2 separate regions of the Homo sapiens genome follow, and region 2 is linked to region 1. A link is an interaction called in ENCODE POLR2A ChIA-PET data of the cell type or tissue named here. Cell type or tissue: B cell. All regions are shown on one strand. Links, peaks and the distances in the headings refer to the core of each region. The heading gives the core; the rest is flanking DNA.

What was found. Peaks named below come from ENCODE experiments on the same cell type or tissue, not always from the same donor. Only the 100,000 strongest peaks of a DNase experiment are listed, where the experiment ranks them.
Region 2: POLR2A ChIA-PET joins it to region 1 with 7 read pairs; 4 of 35 experiments call an interaction of 5 or more read pairs at or near these places.

The regions. Positions count from the first base shown.
Region 1 is chr2:69,772,769-69,778,153 of GRCh38, forward strand. The region is part of intron 1 of ANXA4 (annexin A4); the gene reads left to right. Among named protein-coding and RNA genes, the nearest start is that of SMANTIS, 24 kb to the right of the region's middle. In B cell, for the core only: no CTCF peak of the experiment used is centred there; DNase peaks (open chromatin) are centred at 2,246 and 3,023; H3K4me3 peaks cover 1,622 bases; H3K27ac peaks cover 3,490 bases.
Region 2 is chr2:69,703,626-69,709,010 of GRCh38, forward strand. It overlaps a transcript of ANXA4 not described here. Among named protein-coding and RNA genes, the nearest start is that of ANXA4, 36 kb to the right of the region's middle. In B cell, for the core only: no CTCF peak of the experiment used is centred there; no DNase peak of the experiment used is centred there; H3K27me3 peaks cover 775 bases.

The sequences.
Region 1 (5,385 bases), core at 245-5,244:
AGCACTTTGGGAGGCCGAGGCGGGCAGATCATGAGGTCAGGAGATCAAGACCATCCTGGCAAACATGGTGAAACCCTGTCTCTACTAAAAATACAAAAATTAGCTGGGCATGGTGGCAGGCGTCTGTGATCCAAGCTACTTGGGAGGCTGAGGCAGGAGAATCACTTGAACCCGGGAGGCGGAGGTTGCAGTGAGCCGAGATCATGCCACTGCACTCCAGCCTGGCAACAGAGCGAGACTGTCTCAAAAAAAAAAGAAAGAAAGAAAGAAAGAAATTTGTTTTGTACTAGTAAAACTTTAATAAATAAACAACAGCTGTCTGTATATAAATGTGTATATTACACTGTGTGCTGTCCAAGTTTCAAAATAAATTGAATAAAAGTACCCAGTGTTCAAGTATGATACCTTCTTTTTCCTTAAGTGAAATATTTCTAGCTCCTTGTGTAATGACTCTCAGTATTTCCAGAAGGCTTTGCTCAAGATGTCTTTCCACTTCTTGATGTGGTAAAAAGGAGTGGAATGTTCATATTAAAGCTTGCCTCTTTTGGAGAGGTGTCCCCCTTCCCTGCCTCCTCACTTGTCATTTATTCCAAAACTACATGAAAGCAAAGGGAAGGCCCTTGCTCTGAAAAGCAGTATCTGCCAGGGTTGTCAGCCAATTAGCATATGAATCATACTTACCAAGGGATATGGGTACATGTGGATCATTCACATGACATGAAACAGGGCCTCCAGACCAAGGACTGGCTAAGATCTGTGAAGGTCTTAAGTTTTGCCCCTGATTTTTTGTTTGTTTGTTTGTTTATCAATATTTGTTTTATTCTCCTTTCTTTTCTTTTCTTTTCTTTCCTTCTTTTTTTTTTTTTTTTTTTTTTTTGTTTTCGACAGAGTCTTGCTCTGTCACCCAGGCTAGAGTGCAGTGGCGTGATCTCAGCTCACTGCAACCTCTGCCTCCTGGGTTCAAGCAATTCTACTTCCTCAGCCTCCCGAGTATCTGGGATTACAGGCGTGCACCACCACGCCTGGCTAATTTTTGTATTTTTAGTAGAGACGGGGTTTCACCATATTGGTCAGGCTGGTCTTGAACTCCTGACCTCGTGATTCGCCTGCCTCGGCCTCCCAAAGTGCTGGGATTACAGGCATGAGTCACCGCGCCCGTCCTCAAGCAATTCTTGTACCTCAGCCTCCCTAGTAGCTGGGATTACAGGCATGCCAGGCTAATTTTGCTATTTTTAGTAGAGGCAGGGTTTCACCGTGTTGGCCAGGCTGGTCTCGAACTCCTGACCTCAGGTGATCTGCCCGCCCCTGCCTCCCACAATGCTGGGATTACAGGCGTGAGCCATCTCACCCTGCCCTATGTGTTAATAACCATTTAAAAATTTCCACCCTGCTAAGACTAGTCCGTGACTCTCTGTGCCTTTCTCCATTCTTCTCTTAACTAACCTCATGTTTTTATTAGCATCTGTAAGACCCATAAGGGGAAACTGAGAGAGAAAATTCAATAAGACTCCCTTGGTTTTGCAGCAGTAAGGTTATATGAGGTGTTTATGTAAAAGGAGCCCCCCCCCCCCCTTTTTTTTTTTTTTTGAGACAGAGTTTCGCTCTTGTTGCCCAGGTTGGAGAGCAGTGGCGCAATCTCAGCTCACTGCAACCTCCGCCTCCCAGGTTCAAGTGATTCTTCTGCCTCAGCCTTCCGAGTAGCTGGGATTACAGGCACCCGCCACCATGCCTGACTAATTGTTTGTATATTTAGTAGAGACGGGGTTTCATCAGGTTGGCCAGGCTGGTCTCAAACTCCTGACCTCAGGTAGTCCACCCACCTCGGCCTCCCAAAGTGCAGAGATTACAGGCGTGAGCCACCGCGTCCAGCCAAAAGGAGCCCCCTTAATCACAGCGTTTACCATGACCTGGGTAACAGGCATATTCAGCAGACAAATACCCCGATGATCATCAAGCCAGTCCTCTGTGGTTTGCATATGAAGCACATCAGCTGCTTCATCAGGGGTATTCTACTTGGCATTTATAAGGGGAGAGGAACAGTCCCCCTTCTCAGGGTAAACAGACCTTAGTGTGGCTTTTGTCCAGTCCACCAGGCTGGATGTTCTCTCAGGAATAACCTCCTATGTGTCTGGACCACCTGAAACATCTGCGATTGCTCCATAGAGAGCTGTGGGTCCTGCATCAACCCAAACATGAATGCTAGCATTTTGAATACTCTGCAGTGTTCGAAACCTAAGACACTGTCACTCACTTAGTTACTCACACAACCCATTTGAATAAAGGTTCTTCAGGAAGTTTATGATACTGATCTACAAAATGAAATAACTTCTTCACACTATACCCTGTGGTTTCAATCGTTTCATGGTTTGCCTTCCACCCCACATAAACTGCCTTCTTGGTTACCAGAGTTCTTAGTGATATTGTCTAATCTCAGCATGATTTTGCCATTGGTGGGTGGCTTTGCAGTTACTGGCTAGAGCGCAGACTCACTGAAATCTGAGCTTGGTCTGACCCAGCACTCTCTTTTAATTTTATTTTATCTGTTACAGATAATAACCAAGGGACTGAATATATCGCCTTTTCTTATTAGTTTGCATTTCCTTATGCTTCCAGTGAGCCAACACCTTGGGGTAGCTTTTACCTTTACTAACAGATCTCAGCATGGTATGCTACTCCGTACCATGAGTGGCTGTTACCAATGCCATGGGTTCTTGTAATCACCCAGGATAGAAATCAAGAGCAATCACCATACATAGCAGCAAAGAGAAAGTTTGTTTTGGCTCATGCACAAGGGAGCCAGTGCTGAGAAAGGAAAAGAAACAGACTGCTATCGGAGGATAGTGTGTGGGTTAGTTTTATAGGGTCTTTCCATGGGAAAGGGTTACATCAGAGCATGTATAGGAGAGGCTTTTCTAGCACTCATGCTTCTTCATGCATCATATGCAACATTAGTATTTTAAATCTCCACCCCATGCATTTTTAGCCTTAAAATGAGGAAGGGTAACTGTAGGTTGGACTTTAAGTCTAGCTATGCATGCAGGGCTCCAGGGAAGTCCCCAGCCCCCTGAAATAGGAACTCGTGGTTAATAAGCTTCTTGGGTCTTTTGTTATTAATTGGCTGAGAGTTAGATAAGTTAAAGCTTGAGTGAATGGCTTCTATCATTTTCTTCCAGGCCATTTTATTTATTTTTATTTTATTTATTTATTTATTTATTTATTTATTGAGACAGAGTCTCACTCTGTTGCCCAGGCTGGAGTGCAGTGGTGCAATCTTGGTTCACTGCAGCCTCCACTTCTGGGGGTTCACATGATTCTCCTGCCTCAGCCTCCTGAGTAGCTGGGATTACAGGCACTCACCACCATGCCCAGCTTAATTTTTATATTTTTATTAGAGATAGGGTTTCACCATGTTGGCCAGGCTGATCTCAAACTCCTGACCTCAGGTGATCTACCCACCTCAGCCTCCCAAAGTGCTGGAATTACAGGCGTGAGCCACCATGCCTGGCCCAGACCATTTAAAAATAGGGAACCCACCAGCCTGCCTATCTCATGACCATGTGGCCACCCAGGAATCAAAGTTTCTCATCCCCAACCCTTTTGTTCTTTCTCTTCCCAAACCACATATTTCTGCAAGCCAGGGCCATTCTAGCAAATCCCACTTCTGACACCAATTGTATAGGAAAACAAACTATTTTTCCTTATACTTTAACACTTTTTCACTTCTAGCACCAGATGTGATGGGTGAGGGGGTGGGGTGGGGGTTCCCACATCAAGCATCAAGCAGTTCTTCAGTTCTCTTTGGACACCAACTGGGTGTGCCACAATTTAACTAAATTCTGACACTATCAAGTTAGCACAGACCCCACTGGTTAAGGCAGGGGTGTCCAATCTTTCGGCTTCCCTGGGCCACATTGGAAGAAGAATAATTGTCTTGGACCACACATAAAATACACTAACACTAACAATAGCTCATGAGAAAAAAAAATTGCAAAAAATCTCATAATGTTTTAATAAAGTTTATGAATTTGTGTTGAGCCAGATTCAAAGCTGTCCTGGGCCACATGTGGCCCACGAGCCACAGGTTGGACAAGCTTGGGTTAAGGGATCAGTCCCACAGTCCTCCACCACTTCAGATGCCAGTGTCAAGTCCAGCTTGTCACCTGTGCTTCTGATGGAATGGCTAGAAATCAGAGGTTCCCATGACCCCCTGTTGACTTTCATCATTTGCTAGAATGGCTCACAGGACTCAGGAAAACAGTTTACTTACTGGATTATCAGTTTATGATAAAGAGCTACAGATCAGGAACAGCCAAATGGAAGAATGCATAGGGTGGGGCACGTGGGGAGGGGCTCACAGCTTCCACGGCCTCTCCAGGCGCACGTCTTCCCAGCACCTCCATATGTTCACTAACCTGGAAGCTCTTCAACCCCTCCACTCCCTATTTCCCACTGTCCTTTGGGTTTTTATGGAGTCTTTGTTACATAGGCATGATTGATCCAATCATTGGCCATTGGTGATGAAATCAATCTCCAGCCCTTCTCTCCTCCCCTGAGGTGAGAGGTTGGGCTGAAAATTCCAACTCTTTAATCACAGAGTTTGTTTACCAGGGCAACCAGCCCCCCATCCTATAGTTATCTGGGGGCTTTCCAGACGTCCCCTCATTAACATGAACTCAGGTGCGGTTAACCGGGCTTGTTATGAATAACAAAAGATGCTCCTTTCACCCTTATTGTTCTTATCGCTTACAAAATTCCAAGGGATTTAGGAGTTATGTACCAGGAACAGGAGGAGAACAGGTGTATATCCCTTACTCTAAGTCACAATATTATATGGCCTGACTGCATCTTCATCTCATGCCACTCTTGCCCTTGTTCACAATGCTTTTGTCCATCCTTCAAACACAGTAAGCCAATTTCTGCTGCAGGGCCTTTGCACTGACTGCTCCAGCTACCTGAAAGAGTTCTCCTTCAGAATTTTGAACGGCTAGCCCCTTCCCTTCATTCAGGTCTTAGTTCAGATGTCAACTCAGAGATGCCTTCCGGATCGCCCTGCCCAGGCCAGCTTCTTCCTGGTAACCTGATCCTGTCATCCTCCATGTCAGGGGTCAGCAAATGTTTTCTGTGAAGGGCCAGATAATAAATATTCTTAGCTTCCTGGGCCACATGGTCTCTGTCACAACTACTCATTTCTGCTGTTGTAGCTTGAAAGTAGCCACAGACAAAATATAAACAAACACGTGTGACTGTTCCAATAAGTCTTCGAAGTTTGAATTTTGTACAATTTTCACATGTAATAAAATATCCCTTATTTGATTTTCTGGTCAATTATTTAAAAATATAAAGACATTCTTGGCTTGTAGGTTGTACAAAAGCAGGATTTCACCC
Region 2 (5,385 bases), core at 258-5,257, 69 kb before region 1:
GACTCTTTTTTTCTCCCAGATAGTCCTGCCATAGTCTCAACACTGTTTTCTGAATAATTCATCTTTCCTCTCATGGATTAGAAATGTCACCACTATCATCTACTAAATTCTCATTTTAGTTTATTTCTGGATTTCCTATTTTATTCCATTATCTATCTAAATCTCTGCTAGAATCAAACTGGGTTATTTTTTTCACTTATTTACTTATTTTAGTGATGGAGTCTTACTACGTTGCTCAGGCTGGATTCAAGCCATCCTCCTACCTCAGCCTCCCAGGTAGCTAGGACTACAGGTGCGTGCCACCCCCCCGCAGCTTAAATGTTTTAATTCTTGTAACTTCAAAATGTATTTAAATATTTAATCTAACTGCCTCCCCTCCCCTAATATCTTTCTGTTGAGATTTTCTTCTTGGCTATTCTTTCTTGTTTATTTCTACAGATGACCCCAATATTATCTTGTAAAATGTTGAAAAGAAATTTTTAAATATTTTTATTGGGATCACATTGAATTGATAGATTAAATACAGCAAGAAATAATACCCCTTAATAGAGATTTTATATTTTCTTTATATGGTCCTGCCTATTTCTAGTTAAGTTTATTTTCAGATAAATTGATCATAGTGTTCCTATTTAAATGGGATCTTTTCTTTCATTATATTTTCTAACGAGCCATTTTGTACAGTAATTATACAAAAAGTAACTAACTACTTTACTAAAATTCTCTTATAATTTCTGTTAGCTTTTCTGGCAAAACAAACCACCCAATACTTAGCGTCTTAAAATAAGAAACATTATTTCTCAACTCTGTGGGTCAACTGGCAGTTTTTCTGGTCTGGGCCAACTCGGTTTATTTCTGCAGAAAACTGGCACTTTAATTGGCCTCGATAGACGAGAGTGGCTTCACTCAGATGTCTGGTAGTTGGTTCTGTGTCAGCTGGAGCAACAGGGATGAAGAGTCTGTGTGTTTCTCATCATGCCGCGGGCTAACCTAGGCTCATTCACAGAGCAGTGGTCTCAGCCTCTTAAAATGGTAAAAGAAGGCAAGTCTTAACACACAAACAGTTTTCAAGTTTCTGCTTGCATCATGTTTGCTAATGTCCCATTGTTCTAAAGAAAGTCACATGGTTGAGCTCATAGTGTGAAGAAATATACTTCATTTCTGAGAAGAGCTGCAAAAGATTGTAGCTGTTTTTGCAATCTCCCCCAGATTCCTAACATTTCTTTTTGGCCTATTTTTGTCAGGTTTCTAGTTATTATTTGATATCATTTAAATTAATAAATCCTCCTTACCTCAAGAGGTAATTTTAACTCTTAAATTATTTTCTTACTTAATCATACTGGTTAGGATTTCCAAAACATTATTAAAGTATAGTATCTTACTTTAAAAGGTTACTGATGGGCCTGTAATTCCAGGACTTTTGGAGGCTGAGGGAGGAGGATCACTGGAGGCCAGGAATTTGAGACCAGCCTGGGTGACATAGAGAGACTGCCCACTACTTCTACAAAAATAAAAAATAAAAAATTAGCCAAGCGTGGTGGTGTGCAACTGTGGTCCCAGCTACTTGAGAGGCTGAGGTGGGAGGATCACTGAAGCCTGAGAAGTCTGGGCTTCAGTGAGCCAAGATCATGCCTCTGCACTCCAGCCTGGGTGACAGAGTGAGATGCTGTCTCAAAAAAAGAAAGAAAAAAAAAGTTACTAATGGTTATCTAATGGGTCGTGGGATTATAGGGCTTCCTTTTTATTATTTTGCCTCTTGTTAGTCTCTACTTTTTCTACAATGAATATGTGCTGCTTATATAATCAAATCATTGGTTTGTTGGCACACCATCACTTTGGGATGGCTCAGAGCGTCCCAGTTCACCCTAAAGTGTAAGCTGCAGTAACCATCCTGGTTGTAACCAGAATCTTTGTTCTACAATTTGGAATTGGAGTCTCCTTATAATCTAAAGATTTTGTAGTTGTTAACATATTAACACTTTCGATTTTATAATGTATTCTTACGTGTCTTTTAAGCACATACTTCTGGCTGGGAGTGGTGGCTCATGACTGTAATCCCAGCACTTTGGGAGGCCAAGGCGGGTGGATCACTTGAGGTCAGGAGTTCGAGACCAGCCTGGCCAACATGGTGAGACCCTGTTTCTATTAAAAATACAAAAATTAGCCAGGCCTGGTGCCGGGCACCTGTAGTCCCAGCTACTTGGGAGGCTGAGGCAGGACAATCGCTTGAATCCAGGAGGTGGAGGTTGCAGTGAGCTAAGATCATGCCACTGGACTCCAGCCTAGGTAACAGAGCAAGACTTTGTCTCAAAAAACAAAACAAAACAAAGCACATACTTCCTCAAAGTGCTTTAAGGTACATGTTAATTTTTTTAATTAAAATTTTTTATTAAAAAATATATATATCTGTGTAGTGTGAGAACAAAAAAAGAAAAAGCATAATATCTTCTTTCTTTAATGGAAATTAAAGTATGATGCTGAATTTTTATAATGGCAAAAATAATCTAGCTATTTCTAAGATACTAAGACTCTGGTTTTTGTTTTGATTTTGGTTTGTTTGTTAAATCAGGAATGAATGTTCAATTTTGCTAAATGGCATTTCAGTATCTAGTGTGATGATTATACTTTTTCCTTTGATCTGTTAATATAGTAGCACATTGGTACAATTCCTTTTTTTTTTTTTTTTTTTTTTTTTTTTTGAGGAATCTCACTCTGTCACCCAGGCTGGGGTACAGTGGTTCGATCTCAGCTCACTGCAACCTCTGCCTCCCGGGTTCAAGCGATTCTCCTGCCTCAGCCTCCCGAGTAGCTGGCATCACAGGTGCCCACCACCATGCCTGGCTAATTTTTGTATTTTTAGTAGAGACGGGGGTTTCGCCAGTTTGGCCAGGCTGGTCTCGAACTCCTGACTTCAGGTGATCCACCTGCCTCAGCCTCCCAAAGTGCTGGGATTACAGGCATGAGCCACCGCGCCCAGTCGGTACAATTCCTAATAATGGGCCATGCCTGCATTTCTGGAACCTCACTGGGTTGAGGAGTTTTTTTGTTATTGCTGGTATAGAACAATTGTGTCTCCATACATCTGCCTATTCTGGACATTTCATAGAAATGGAATCATACTATACGTGACCTTTTGTGTCTAGCTTCTTTCACTTAGTGTGTTTTCAAGGTTCCTCTATGCTATATCATGTATCAGTAAATCATTACTTGTTATGGCCGAATAATTTCTCATTGTATGGATAGACCACATAGAAATGCTTTTATGTCATCTACCAAGTTAATGTTCGTATCATCTTCCTCCTTTATTTCACATCTCTAGTGGATTACATTGTAGATATTCTGGTGTTGGAAAACCCTTTCATTCCTGAAATACACTTGACTTGGTTGTGATTATTATTCATTTAATAAATTGCTAGATTCGATTTGCTAGTATTGTATGTAGAATACTGGTATCTTTCTATATGTGAGCTTAGCCTATATTTTATATTTCTTTTGCTCTCCTCATTTAGCTCTGGTATAGGGTTATGCTAGCACAGTAATATTTGTATAAGATAGGAAATATTTCTTCCTTAAATGTCTGATAGACCCTAGCCATAGAGTCATAGGATCTGTTCCCTTTTGGAAAGTAGGTCTCGGCTAGCATTTCAGTTTCTTCTATAGTTATTGGTTTATCCAATCTTTCTACTTCTTCCTGGGTCAGTCTAATGTGCAAGCAGTAATGTGTACAAAACAGCTTGATGAGATATCACAAAACAACACCCAGGTCAAGAAATACAAAATTGCCAATATTCCAGGAATCCCACTGGTGATTCCTCCCAATTACTGTTTATTTTCTTTCCAAAGTAATTATTACCTTAATTTCAATGATAATTATTTCCTTGCTTTTCTTTATAGTTTTATCTCATAACCGTGGAACCCCAAACACGACAGTTGTTCTTCGCATGTATTTAAATTTTAAAAAATTTAATTTTAGTTTTTGTAGGTACATAGTAGGTGTATTTATTTATGGGGTACATGAGATGTTTTGATACAGGCATGCTACGCATAACAATCGCATCATATAAAATGGGGTATCCATCCCCTCAAACATTTATCCTTTGTGTTACAAACAACCCAATTATACTCTTTTAGTTATTTTAAAATGTACAATTAAATTATTATTGACTATAATCACTCTGTCATGCTATCAAATACTAGGTCTTATTCGTTCTATTTTTTTGTACCCATTAACCATCCCCACTACCCACAGCCACCTCCACTACCCTTCCCAGCCTCTGGTAACCATCCTCCTACTCTCTATCACTGTATTTAAATTTTATGTAAACGAAGTTACACAATATTTATTCTTATGGACTGGTTTGTTCCACTCAGCAACATGGTTTTCTCCTGCCATTTCCTGTTTTCAGTATTTTGCAGCAGAGTGCCCAACATAGAACATAATCGCAAATATTCCACTGCAGAAAAGAGGTGCTAGTGCTTAAGCACAAACGGGAGACATGATTATTTTGCTTTAAATAAATACTTAAACACAGCTCAGGTCCTGCAAGTATCTGGACTCTAGGTCTGAGTAGTGGAGCTGAGTCCCACTTGGGCCCACAATGATATCATGATTCCCCCCTTCCTCTCAGTGATCAATACGTGGCATCGAGTGCCAATGGTCAAACGTGATCGCAATGAGCTCCTTTTCTAGAGCCTTCCGCAACTCTCTACGGACACGACTAGCCAGGATAAAGACCATTAGAATTGTTCGGTCAGTGGTCCGTAACAGTTAAGTATTTTAAGGCTGTCCATGGCGAAACCCTGTCTCTACAAAAAATACAAAAATTAGCCAGGCTGGTGGCATCCGCCTGTGATCCCGGCTACTCGGGAGGCTGAGGTGGGAGGATCACTTGAGCCTGGGAGAAGAAAGAAAGAGAGAGAGAGAGAGAGAGAAGTATTCTTCATGGGTCTCTTGGTTTTTTTTATCGGGGAGACAGATGCATTTAGGTGATTTTCTTCAGCTCATCCTGCAGGACCAGCAGGTCCCTGTTTCTGAGGACCACATGCCCTTGAAGAAAGCTTTGCCCCTTTCCTCTCTGAAGATGGTCCTCCAACAATCGAGGGTGCCTGTGTACTCGAGGTCAGCTTCTTTGCCTCGACTGCATCTGCATCCCATCCACCTAGGCAGGCAGATCATTTGAGGCCAGGAGTTCGAAACCAGCCTGGTCAACATGGTGAAACCCTGTCTCTACTAAAAATACAAAAATCAGCCAAGAAGGGTCACACGTGCCTATAATCCCAGCTACCAAACTTAAAAAAAAAAACCTCTACTATATCTTCTGAATAATAATTTGAATATTATTTCTTTGTCTCTTAGGTCACTCATCAGCAAACATATATAGTGTGTCT